2 separate regions of the Homo sapiens genome follow, and region 2 is linked to region 1. A link is a contact called in ENCODE Hi-C or POLR2A ChIA-PET data. All regions are on one chromosome and are shown on one strand. Each heading gives the region's core, a stretch centred on a gene start or an enhancer-like site at or near the end of the contact. The rest is flanking DNA. Distances are from core to core; before and after follow the strand shown. Region 1 overlaps GRIK4 (glutamate ionotropic receptor kainate type subunit 4). Region 2 holds the start of TBCEL-TECTA (TBCEL-TECTA readthrough).

The links. Hi-C counts contacts between places; a loop is a spot of excess contacts on that map. ChIA-PET counts read pairs that join two places held with the same protein, here RNA polymerase II (POLR2A). Pooled maps may share reads with other maps.
Region 2: a map with no recorded cell type shows a loop between it and region 1 (5-fold over the local background). The contact joins the promoter of TBCEL-TECTA here to the enhancer-like site in region 1. A Hi-C loop is called at or near these places in 1 of 37 single-sample maps with no recorded cell type and 5 of 50 pooled maps. POLR2A ChIA-PET finds 5 or more read pairs at or near these places in 1 of 52 experiments (MCF 10A).

Annotation. Positions count from the first base shown.
Region 1 is chr11:120,922,322-120,928,521 of GRCh38, reverse strand. The region is part of intron 13 of GRIK4 (glutamate ionotropic receptor kainate type subunit 4); the gene reads right to left. Among named protein-coding and RNA genes, the nearest start is that of TBCEL, 99 kb to the left of the region's middle. RefSeq lists a silencer at 2,293-2,392. Within about 2 kb of position 2,406, at least 2 of the 41 ENCODE cell types and tissues checked have a DNase peak (open chromatin) inside an H3K27ac peak, as active enhancers do.
Region 2 is chr11:121,021,475-121,027,674 of GRCh38, reverse strand. TBCEL-TECTA (TBCEL-TECTA readthrough) reads right to left here and starts at 3,573. Exons shown (of 30, transcript NM_001378761.1): 1 at 3,384-3,573. It overlaps TBCEL (tubulin folding cofactor E like), which reads right to left and starts at 3,573. Exons shown (of 9, transcript NM_001363644.2): 1 at 3,384-3,573. RefSeq lists silencers at 3,320-3,589, 3,610-3,759.

The sequences.
Region 1 (6,200 bases), core at 1,157-3,656:
TCCTCAATCCTCTTGCTTTTTGGGGTCAGGCAGATGCATGTTTGAATCCCGACTCTGCCATTCACCAGCTGAGCAATTACCAGAAATCTGAGCTTCAGTTTCCTCATCTCTAAAATAGGCAAAATAATGTATACTTCTTAAGATTGTGGTGAGGGTTAAATTCAACTCCCTGTGTAAACAGAGCTCATGTGAGGTCCTGCTTCTTACAATCCCCTCTTCCCGTTGCAGCCAGAGGGGTCTTTGGGAAAGCTAAAGCAGACGATGCCATTTTTCTCCGTGTCGCCTTCTAGCTTTTTTTTTTTTTTTTTAAGACGGAGTCTTGCTCTGTCTCCCAGGCTGGAGTGCAGTGGTGCGATCTCGGCTCACTGCAGCTCCACCTCCCAGGTTCCAGCCATTCTCCTGCCTCAGCCTCCCGAGTAGCTGGGATTACAGTTGTGCACCACCATGCCCGGCTAATTTTTGTATGTTTAGTAGAAACACGGTTTCACCACGTTGGCCAGGCTGGTCTCTCACACTCCTGATCTCAGGTGATCCGCCTGCCTCGGCCTCCCAAAGTGCTAGGATTACAGGCATGAGCCACCATGCCTGGCCTGCCTTCTTAATATTTTTTTATGCCATGGACCTCTTTAACAGTCTGCTGATACCTGTTAACCTCTTATTTTAAAATATTTTAAAATGACTACATAGAAATTCAGTTATCAAAATATGTGTACACTTTTTGTGCTATAGTGGTATCTGTGCCTCTTTACATAACAAGAGCTGGAAGTGTGTCTAACAGCAACACTAAATTAATACCATTGGTGACAAAGTCACAGGTGTGGTTAATACCATGAAGCTTTGTTGACCACATTCATAATTGAAGGAAATATTACATTTCTGTTTGAACTTAGAAAAATATATAGATGTTAATTTTTCCTTTCTTTCTTTCTTTCTTTTTTTTTTTTTTTTTTTTTTTTGAGACAGAGTCTCACTTTGTCACCTAGGCTGGAGGGCAGTGATGTGATGTGGTTCACTGCAACCTCCGCCTCTCAGGTTCAAGCAGTTCTCCTGCCTCAGCCTCCTGAGTACCTGGGACTACAGGCACGCACCACCACACCCAGCTAATTTCTGTATTTTTAGTAGAGATGGGGTTTTGCCATGTTGGCGAGGCTGGTCTCGAACTTCTGACCTCAAGTGATCAGCCTGCCTTGGCCTCCCAAAGTGCTGGGATTACAGGTGTAAGCCACTGTGCCCGGCCAATTCTTCCTTTCTAGTTTTGTGGACTCTCAATGCTATCCTCAGACCATGGGTGTATGTGGACCTAGGAAAAGAACCGAGAGACTTCCAAGTTCATAAAGACCCAACTCCTTACCGTGGCCCACCAGGCGTTGGTGATACGGCAGCCCATTCACCACAGTCTAGCTAGTCATGCTAACCCCCATCCTGATTTCTGAACATGACAAGTTCACTTTCCACCTTGGGGTCTTGGAGTTTACTCTTTCCCCTCCACATATGCTCTGCCCTGGCCATGGCCCAGCTGGCTTCTCACCGTTCTGACCTCAGCTCAAGCACCATGCCATCAATGCAGCCTTCCCTACTTGCCCACTTAATGGGCCCCTCTCCTCGAGACACTCTGGCTCATTATACTGCTTTATTTTCTTCACAGCGGAAATCATGACCTGAAATTGTCTTGTTTATTTACCAGTTTACCTGTTGATTGTCTAGAGTGCCATCTTCAGGAAGGAGTGACCTTTGTCTGCCTTAGTCATCATACATCTCCAGTGTCCAGAACCTGCCATGTGCCAGGCACTACATAAATATTTGTTGAATGAAGTCATGATTGAATGAATGAATAGACAAATCCAAGAAAGAGGAGCTCAGTTAACATTATTCTCTATCCTTGGCTCTCAACTGAGGGAACGATTTTGTAGTAGAATGTTTTGACCAAGGGTACACCCTCTAGGGCCAGCTCAGCCACTTACTAACTGCATAATCTTAGGCCAGTTACTTAACCTCTTTGTACCTCAGTTTCCTCATCTGGAAAATGGGGTTAGTAATATTACATACTTTGTAGGTATGTTGGGGAGGTTAAATTAATGAATACACAAAAAGCACTTAGAACAGTGCCTGAAACATAGGGAATGTTCCAGAAGTGTCAGCCTTTATTATTTTGTTGCAACTTAAAGGATTCACTTCAATTTTATTTATTTTTTAAAATTATTGTTTCAGAAAATTCAATGTAGGTATTGAAGGGAGTGAAAAGAAATCCCATGATTAAAAAACTAATATGCATTATAGATGTCAGTGTTTATATAGTTGAGGTGTGAAAGAGAAAGGGAACTGAGAGCTTAGGTCCAGGCAGGTTATGGTATGTGGCAAAGCCCAGAGAGGCCTAAGTTTCACTTCCTCACATCACTACTACCACCACCATCACACCTGACTTTCTGAAGATTGACCAACAATTTACATGTCGAATCAAGAAAAGAAATTGAATCCTATCTGAGTTTTCAGGAAGATATGCTCATTTCTTTTCTTTCTTTTTCTTTTTTTTCTTTCTTTTTTTTTTTTTGAGATGGAGTCTCGCTCTGATGCCCAGGCTGGAGCACAGTGGTGCGATCTTGGCTCACTGAAACCTCCACCTCCTGGGGTCAAGCAAATCCCCTGCCTCAGCCTCCTGAGTAGCTGGGATTACAGGCGCACACCACCACACCTGGCTAATTTTTTTTGTATTTTTAGTAGAGATGGGGTTTCACCATGTTGGCCAGACTGGTCGTGAACTCCCGACCTCAGGTGATCACCCGCCTCAGTCTCCCAAAGTACTGGGATTACAGGCGTGAGCCACTGCGCCTGGCCGATATGCTCATTTCTAACCCAAATGCACCCTTTATTGATAAAAATCTCTGGCCCACAATACAGTCACCAATAGGCCATGGGACAAGGGGCACTGAATTTTCACCAGTGAGTCCACCCTCTTCTGCCTGTCTCCCATCCCTGCTGGCTGCCAAAACAGCTGGTTAAGCTCTGGGTCGCTGACAACGGGCAAAGCTAACTGGTCCACATGGGGATCCAACCTGCAGACCTGAACTAATGAGCAAGGGCTTGTGCTGGCCTAGCCAGCCCTACACTTATTTCGAGGCTATGGGTTCCAGGCGTGATCGGGGGCCTGTGTAAAGCTGGCCTGGGCAAGCCCAGGCGACAGGTTTCTGCTGTTGTAGGAGCCCGACAGTGCCACCAGCTCACGGCGCTGTCTTCCTTTCATTTTCCCTCCCACTTGTCAGCCCTGTAATTAGGAATGGTGAGATTCACGGGCCTGTTATTAGGACTGTTTTTGTTGGGTAAAATAAAGTACCACCAACTTCTGTGGGCATCGCCCACAGCCATAGAGAACTTCTAGAGGCCTTCCCTGTGCTCCTTCTCTGTTCCCACTTTTTCACCCCATCCCCTACAGCTCCTGCTAGACAGAATGGAGGCCCCAGCTCTGCCTCAGAGACCAGCCCTGAACTGCCCCACCTCCCCAGGGAGTGAGCAGTGATGTGACCAATTGGATCCACAAAGTGGACAGCATCTGGCCCCTTCTCATTTCCTATCAGTATGTGCACACGTTGAAACCACTGCAAAGGGCAGCAGGGCATTTTCTCAGGAATCCCTGCCATTTTTTGAGGAAGAGAGCTGAAGACATTGTTCTGAACCTCTGGCCACTCTTCCTGGGTGATAAAGGTGTATTTGGTCTTTTTCTGAGAGGTGTCCCACTTGTTGACATGGCTCATATGCCCATCAATAGTCATACCCCAAAACTGTTTTTTCACAGATCGTTCTTGAGACCCACAGCAACGTCTAAGGTTGGCAGTAACCTATTTAGAGATGAGGAGAATGAGACTCAAGAAGTCATGTGGTGTTAAATTTGGAATAATGGTTACCTTTGGGCAGACGAAAGGTGTAGAGAGTGAAACAGGAAAGAGGTGGGTGGGGACAAGGGGGTCTTCAGGATGCCGCTAAGGGTATATTTCTTGATCCGGACAGTGATTGATCACACAGGGATGTCCTCTTTGTGATCATTCATTAAGCTGTCACTTACGATTTGTGCACTTTTCTATATGTCTATTTCAATATATATTTTTTTAAGTTAAGTGATTTTCCCAAGTAGGAGAATGGCCACTGTTGAGCCTGCCACTAAACGCTCTGCTGACTCTGTGGTGAGGAGCCTGGAAGGGGAGCCAGGGCTGCTGCCACGGTACCGACTGCTACAGCGGTGACCTCACACACGCAAGGGAGCCACACTCAGGCCTGGCCAACCTCCTGTGCACCTCTCTTTACACATCTGGGTGGCTTCTAATTCAAGAAGGGGTAAAATGCACATCTGGATGTTTTCATGGATTTTCATTCTCATTTGGATGAAGAAGAGTCTAGATTCCTCGTCTGGCACAAACAGCTTAACAGATTGTGAAATTCCCAGAGGAGCCAACTCTGCCTGCTGCGAACACCAGGCAAAGCCCAGGGGGAAGACTTGCCTCCCTGCTGGGAGCTGTAATCGCCCCCCAGGACTTGCCAGCCATCACCCTAGAGGTCCTAAAGCCCAGGGGAGAGGGACCAGTCTGTCCTAGATTCAACAGTGATGCCCTGACAGTGTGCTGGGTGGATGAACTACCCACCAGAATCTGACACTAGGCCAGAGAGCCATCAGAGGGTCCTGGGTTTAAGTCTGCCTCTGGCTAGCTGTGTGATCCTGGGCAAGTTACTTAGCCTCTCTGAACTTGCTTTCTCATGAGTAAAGTATGAATGGTACCAGTTTCCGCTTCACGGGTTTATTCTGAGGATTAAATGAGCGAATGGGGCCGGGCGCAGTGGCTCATGCCTGTGATCCCAGCACTTTGGGAGGCCGAGCCGGGCGGATCACGAGGTCAGGAGATCGAGACCATCCTGGCTAACAGGGTGAAACCCCGTCTCTACTACAAATACAAAAAAATTAGCCAGGGGTGGTGGTGGGTGCCTGTAGTCCCAGCTACTCAGGAGGCTGAGGCAGGAGAATGGTGTGAACCCGGGAGGCGGAGCTTGCAGTGAGCCGAGATCGCGCCACTGCACTCCAGCCTGGGCGACTGAGTGAGACTCCGTCTCCAAAAAAAAAAAAAAAAAAAAAAAAATGAGCAAATGGATCGGGCCTAGCATGGGGCAAGTGCTCAGTAAGTGTTCGTTGCTATTCTTCTATTAAGCTGTTCCTGATTCTGGCATCTTGTCTCCATCCTTTGTGCACGAGCCCCAGAGATCCAGCCTCTGCTTTGGGCCGCAACATCCCACCTGGTAAGTTTTTCTAAGGCTGAGCCCTCCTATCTGATTTGCTCCTAGTAACTCCCCTTTCCTGTTGGCCAGACTAACCCCAGCTTGCACACTTGCTGGACTTACCGGCCACACCTAGCATCTGTTTTGATCTCCCACCTGTGTCCCACTGTTTGCCACCCTCTGACAGCCAGCCAGGCCTCTGTCCCACTGTTCTGTCGCCACCTAGGACACGGCAGGTCCGTGCAGGGTGTCTCCTGGATCTGGATAGGGATCTGTCTGGCAAGAGTCAACAATGCCTTTCAGTGCAGTCCAAATGCATCGACCATACTACATGCTGCTATTTCTAAGGATCTGGGCCTTTGCATTGTTGCCTCAAGAGCAAATGCAGACACAGCTAGGGCCAGAGCTTGGCATCAAGCGAGGCAGCCTATCTGAAGGCTGCATAAGATAAGGAATAATTCCATAGGTTCTGGAAAGGGGTGTAATACAACAGGACTCTCAGATGGCTGCCTCTGTAGCTGCCGACACCGCCATCGGCACAACTAAGCCAGGCCTGGCTCTCACGCTGACAAATGGGAGGATGTCAGTTGTTCCTGACAAGCTATAGGATGGCAAGAAAAATCATCTGTAAATAAGCTCCCAGAGCATATAATGACTCTGGCCAGGAACTGTGAGTTGGCGAGGCCAAGCCAGGCAGTACGCACATCGAACACACCACAAGACCTTCTGGTGAGGGATGGCCAGAGGGCAGAGGGAAGATAGAAGGAGGTGCCACATTTGGAATTCTTTGAAGCAGGACTATCTATTCACAGGAAGGCAAGGGATGAGCAGGGCCTAGCTGTGGGGTAGGGCAGGGAGCAAAAGCAGCAGGATGGGGTGACTGAGGTACCACCCTATAAGCGAGAGGTGGCAACTGCTGGGGGCAGCTCTGCACAGCAGTCAGGAGA
Region 2 (6,200 bases), core at 2,324-4,823, 98 kb before region 1:
AGTGAGTAGGATTTCATGAAGAAAGGGAACATTTTATATGCAGACTTTCAGGGATAATTTTACACACAAAGGAAGGTACATGAGCAGAGGCCTTGGCAGGTAGAGGAACTGCATTTAGGAGTGTAATGATGATGCCAGAAAAAAAGTAGAGGAAGTCTGTAGAAGGCCCTAAATATCAAGCTAAACACCATGGGCTTTATTCAGTGCCTGTACTGGAAAGCAGCTAATGGTTTTTGAGGAGGGAAATGAAATAATCATAGCAATATCCTTTGGAAGAGTTCTCTCATGAAGCTATGCAAGCAAAAGACAATGGGAACAGTCCAGTTATTACCATTCTAATTCCAAAGAAGTAAGTCAGAATGGGTAGCATGAAAAAGGGAGGAATAGTAAATCTCAATAACTAATCACGTGTAGGAGAAAGGCAACAATCGCAAATAAGGATTCCTTCACCCTTTAAGCCCAAATTGTATCACTATCAGTTTCACATTACTTCTTATACAGCTAACCAGGCCCAAAATATATAAAGAGTTCACTTATTTAAAACACAGCCCAGGACTAAGTAAACTGGTCTCTAAGTAGCCAACATACATGTCACACAGTTCACACACTAAGAAAAGGAAAAAAAAGTATTATATAACAAATATAAATATCTGATTTTCAAAACCATAGTAGTTTGGAGGCAAAAATTAGAAGGAGAAAAGAGCCTGCTACAGGTGGACAGGCTTAAGAGTCTAAGGATCAGAGAAGAAACAAAAACTATTAAAAAGCACACACAATCACTCAGGGTCACTTCTCCGTAACTGTTTATTGACAAGTACATATGATTCCCAGAAAAATGAAATAAATAAGAATCTTCCTTAATGTTCCAGGCACCTACAAAACAAAATCTTCTTTAAACATTCATTAAAGCTAAATATTTTAAAACAAATATTTCCCTGATTAAGAGGTCATTTTTAAAGGATGGCTGATATATGCCAGCATAACGCCTCTATCAGTACCTAATAAATAATTAAAGGCAAGAAAGATTTATAACACACAAAGTTCAAAGATGATAGAATGTTTTCGTAAAGCATTTGATCAAGAATGTGGCCCCACTGATGAAGTTTTAACTTGGGTACTTCTGTCCTGATGACCGTGTCTTTGAATTCTATGTTACAAATAATACGAACTCATCCTCAAAAAAAGAAACGCTATTAAACTGGTCTTAAATACATACCCTGTGTACCTACTGAAATTAGACAACATCCTTTGACACTCAATGTCCTGCAGCAATAGGCTATGTAACAACTTTTCAAAGGACTTTAACATTACAACATTTAACATTACATGAAGGACTCTCACTTTGTTCACCAACAGTCATTAATGTTTATTATGAATTAATACTATTTTTCTAAGGACCCCACCTAAAATTTTTGTAAGGGGAATTAAGATGTTAACTGATTGAAAGTTATACTTAGGTTTATGATTAAGTTTATATACCAAAGCCGTAGACTGTAAGGCTTTTAAATATGTCTATGGCTTTGGTATATATTTTATCGTGTATTTTTCATATATTTTTCATCATGTAGCAAAAAGTATATCATAATAATTACTGCAGTAAGAAGAATTTGGGATGTTTTTAAATAGCAGAAAAGAAAATCAGTGTATCTTCACAACATTGGAACAGTAAAATAAAATTTCTTTAACTATGTTGTGATAAAGCAACTAAGTGGAACTAGGCCTCTCATATTTCTCAGACACAGCAAAGGATAAAGGAAACTAAAACACACACGCATACAAAAAATTTCATCAATCAAATGATCAGGCAACATCAAGATATTAAAGATCAAGATTATGGTCCTTCAGAAAACACAGGTCAAATATGCTACGTGGTATAAACATCTAAACCGAAGCAATCAATTGCACCTAGCTGCCCTCCTCCCTCTCCCCCGGCCAAAATAAAATAAAAAAAAAAAAAATCCATCTCCTTAGAATCATCCCTGCTCTTTAGAAGCTTACAGAATGAGGACACTGATTGACACCAAATAAATGTGCTTCAGAAACAGTGTTTTTCAAACTGCAAGTTGTGACCCACAAATCATCAATTTAGTAAATGTCAGCCAGCATTTTTTTTAATGCAAGAGGGTGGAATATAATAGAAATTAGCAGAACATATCACATATAATAAGGGTAAATACTGCTTTGTGAAAGTTTCCCTTCATACCTACGTATGTACTAGATCTGAATGTAAGACATACTTATTACTGTGGGGCATAATTTTTTTTTTTTTAAGTTTGAAAGCTACCACCCTAGAGATCTGGGTCTAATGCATCTCAGGACCCAAAGAGTGAATGTTTTCCTTAGTCCTCAGCACCTATTCATACTCTTTGCTCAAGATAGACTACTGGAAACGTAAGAGCTCCACAGCAGCATGACATGAACAAGGGACAAGCCCCAGCTCAGCCTGTATTTGGACTTGAAAGCATTACCAACTTCTCTCAACAGCCCTAGGCGTTGCCTACAAGCTCTTTGTAGCCTAGCAACCTTCACAGTAGAGCTCCTCCTTTCTCCACTGACTGTATACAGTTCAACACTTCCAACCAACTTTCCTCAACTACAACTTCTGGAATCACTGTGTCCCAAGAAAAGACTATTAAATCTCCTCTCTTCACCAATTCCCAGAATGTCTTCCTACTAGCGGACCTAGAACTCAACAGAGAAGCTCCACACAGATCCTTACTTCCCCCAAGATCCCACGACAAGGCACCCGCCTGTCAGTCCAACACCCTCGTTCTCAGTCTCCCAACCTTGGGGCAAATCTTTTCTCCCAAAAGCCCTTATTCAATTACCACATCCACATCCTTTTATCAGCCCCTGGTAAGAGCAGGCCTAATGTCCCAAGGGCCTAGACATGCCCGTCCTTCCCCCAGCAAACCTCCCTGGGGACATGTCCTCTTTTCTGGGATTCAGTAGTTCAGAGACAAGTTTCCTATTTCCCCAGCAGTCCCAGACACGTCTCCCTCTTCTAACAGCTGGGAGGCATCTACCCATCCCCCACGCTGGGGCAAGGTGAGACGCCTAGATTCTCCCAGGAACCCGGGCAGGCTCCCCAACACGCCCTCCTCCAACCCGGGACCAGTCCCCCAGCCCAGCCCAGCCCAGCCCAGCCCAAGACCCTCCCAGCTCCGCCATAGCCCAGGCCAGGCAGGCCCCATCCTCCCTCTAGCCCCAGGGCAGGTCTCCCATCCCCACAGCTGCTCGAGACAGGCCCCATGTGGCTTTCACCCTTCCCCGAGTGTCCTATCCCAGCACCCTGCAGGAGCGACCCTCCGCGCCTCGGCTCCAGAGGGGAACGCCTCGGGCCTCGAGAGCCCGGCAGAGCCAGCGGGCCCGGCTCCACTCACCCCTCAGCCCGGGAGGCGGGGGAGCTACTGCGGCGGCTCCTCTGGCTGCGCCTCTCCTCCCCCCTCCCGGCCACCGCTGTCGCCGCCGCTCAGCCTCGGGCCTGGTCCCGGCCAGCCCCGGCCCGGCGCCGCTTCACCTAGTCCCCCACTCTGGCCGCCGGAGCCCAGTGTCCTGCATTGACCCGGAAGCAGCTTTCCCGGCCCAACAACAACACGTGACCCCGCCGCACGTGTCACGTCCGCTGCGTGAATGGGAGGGGGCGCCGGAGGAGCGGGTCCTCCCCAACCGCGCTGGGGTTGCCATGGCGACGGGGATGGCTGCACTGGCTTAGGCTTTACCACAAACACCTCATCTGCTCTTTCTCGTGCCCACCCATTGAGTGGACAATCCCCAGGGGCAGAACAGGAGTACACATTGTCATATCAGAGGACAATAGGGGCTGCAGAAAAGAGCATTGGGCTGAACCTTTCCAGAAACACTTGGAATCTTGGCCTGGCTCTGTTACTGATTTGCTGTGTGACCTTGACCAAGTCTCTTCCTATCTCTGGCTTCAGTGTCCTCAACCATAAAATGAGGGAACTATACTAGATGAGCCCTCAGGGTATGGTGGCAGTCTGACCTTTCTTCTGTGCCCCCTTCACAAGTGGCATCCCGAGCTTCCAACACCAATGTAGTAACAGCAGCTTTCATTTATTGAGCACTTTCTAGGTACAGGCACTGCGCATGTGCTATTTTTAATTTTTACAGCCCTCCAAAGAGATGGTATTTATAGAATTGAAAACAAGTTCAGAGTGCTTAAGTGATCTGCCCAAGACCACCCAGTTAGTAAATGTGACCAGGGTGAGATTTGAATCCAGGTCAGGCTGGCACCAGGGTCCATGCACTTCACTTTATGCCACGCTATTGCTCCAACTCCATGCATAGTATTACTATATCTGACTGTTGAGCTGTGATTGCTTATGTACTCCTTCGTCCATTTCTTTTGCAGAAACATACATGGAATAGGCGTGGTGCTGGCTCAACCCCAAGTGAATTCAGCCTTGTATGGGAATGTCCCCTGAAGTGCTAGGAGATGAAGATGTCTTTGTGCATAAAGTGTATGTGCTTCTGTGTGGTGTGTGCCAGAAAAGACGTGGGGGATGTAATGTGCATGTGCATGTCTGCATTGGTTTCTAGAAGGGGGAAACAAAATTATTTAGGACAGACCCAATAGCACCTTACCATCATCAGTTCCTGGAGACTTATTTTTGTCATTCTGTTTTGTTTTCTCATATCCCATAGGTAGGGTTAGACAGGGTAGAGAGGAAAAAAAAAAGCCAGAAGGTCATGGGTAAAGAAACTGCTCTGAGTATAAAGGGGATGATTAGCCAAGAATTGTATCTTAGGTTGCTCAGGAAGGGGCTTTACTCCCCCTTCCACAGAGAACAGAGTGCCTTTCTTGGCAATTTAAGAATTACTGGCTTTCAGAGCACTGAGATCATTAGCATTGTGTCCGGAATTGGTGGGTTCTTGGTCTCACTGACTTCAAGAATGAAGCCGCGGACCCTCGCGGTGAATGCTACAGCTCTTAAGGTGGCGCGTCTGGAGTTTCTTCCTTCTGATGTTCGGATGCGTCCGGAGTTTCTTCCTTCTGGTGGGTTAGTGGTCTCGCTGGCTCCGGAGTGAAGCTGCAGACCTTCGCGGTGAGTGTTACAGCTCATAAAAGCAGTGTGGACCCAAAGAGTGAGCAGTACTAAGATTTATTGAAAAGAGCAAAAGAACAAAGCTTCCACAGTGTGGAAAGGGACCCGAGCGGGTTGCCACTGCTGGCTCGGGCAGCCTGCTTTTATTCTCTTATCTGGCCCCACCCGCATCCTGCTGATTGGTAGAGCCGAGTGGTCTGTTTTGACAGGGCGCTGATTGGTGCATTTACAATCCCTGAGCTAGACAAAAGGTTCTCCACCTCCCCACCAGATTAGCTAGATACAGAGTGTCCACACAAAGGTTCTCCAAGTCCCCACCAGAGTAGCTAGATACAGAGTGTCCATTGGTGCATTCACAAATCCTGAGCTAGACACAGGGTGCTGATTGGTGTGTTTGCAAACCTTGAGCTAGATACAGAGTGCCGATTGGTGTATTTACAATCCCTGAGCTAGACATAAAAGTTGTACACGTCCCTACCAGACTCAAGAGCCCAACTGGCTTCACCCAGTGGATCCCGCACCGGGGCTGCAGGTGGAGCTGCCTGCCAGTCCCGCGCCGTGCGCCCGCACTCCTCAGCCCTTGGGTGGTGGAAGTGACTGGGCGCCGTGGAGCAGGGGGCGGCGCTCATCGGGGAGGCTCGGGTCGCACGGGAGCCCATGGAGGGGGTGGGAGGCTCAGGCACGGCGGGCTGCAGGTCCCGAGCCCTGCCCCGCGGGAAGGCAGCTAAGGCCCGGTGAGAACTCGAGCGCAGCGCCGGTGGGCTGGCACTGCCGGGGGACCCAGTACACCCTCTGCAGCCGCTGGCCCGGGTGCTAAGCCCCTCATTGCCAGGGGCCGGCAGGGTCGGCCGGCTGCTCCGAGTGCGCGGCCCGCCAAGCCCACGCCCACCCGGAACTCCAGCTGGCCCGCAAGCGCCGCGTGCAGCCCCAGTTCCAGCTCGCGCCTCTCCCTCCACACCTCCCTGCAAGCTGAGGGAGCCGGCTCCGGCCTTGGCCAGCCCAGAAAGGGGCTCCCACAGTGCAGCGGTGGGCTGAAGGGCTCCTCAAGTGCCGCCAAAGTGGGAGCCCAGGCAGAGGAGGCGCCAAGAGCGAGCGAGGGCTGTGAGGACTGCCAGCACGCTGTCACCACTGCCA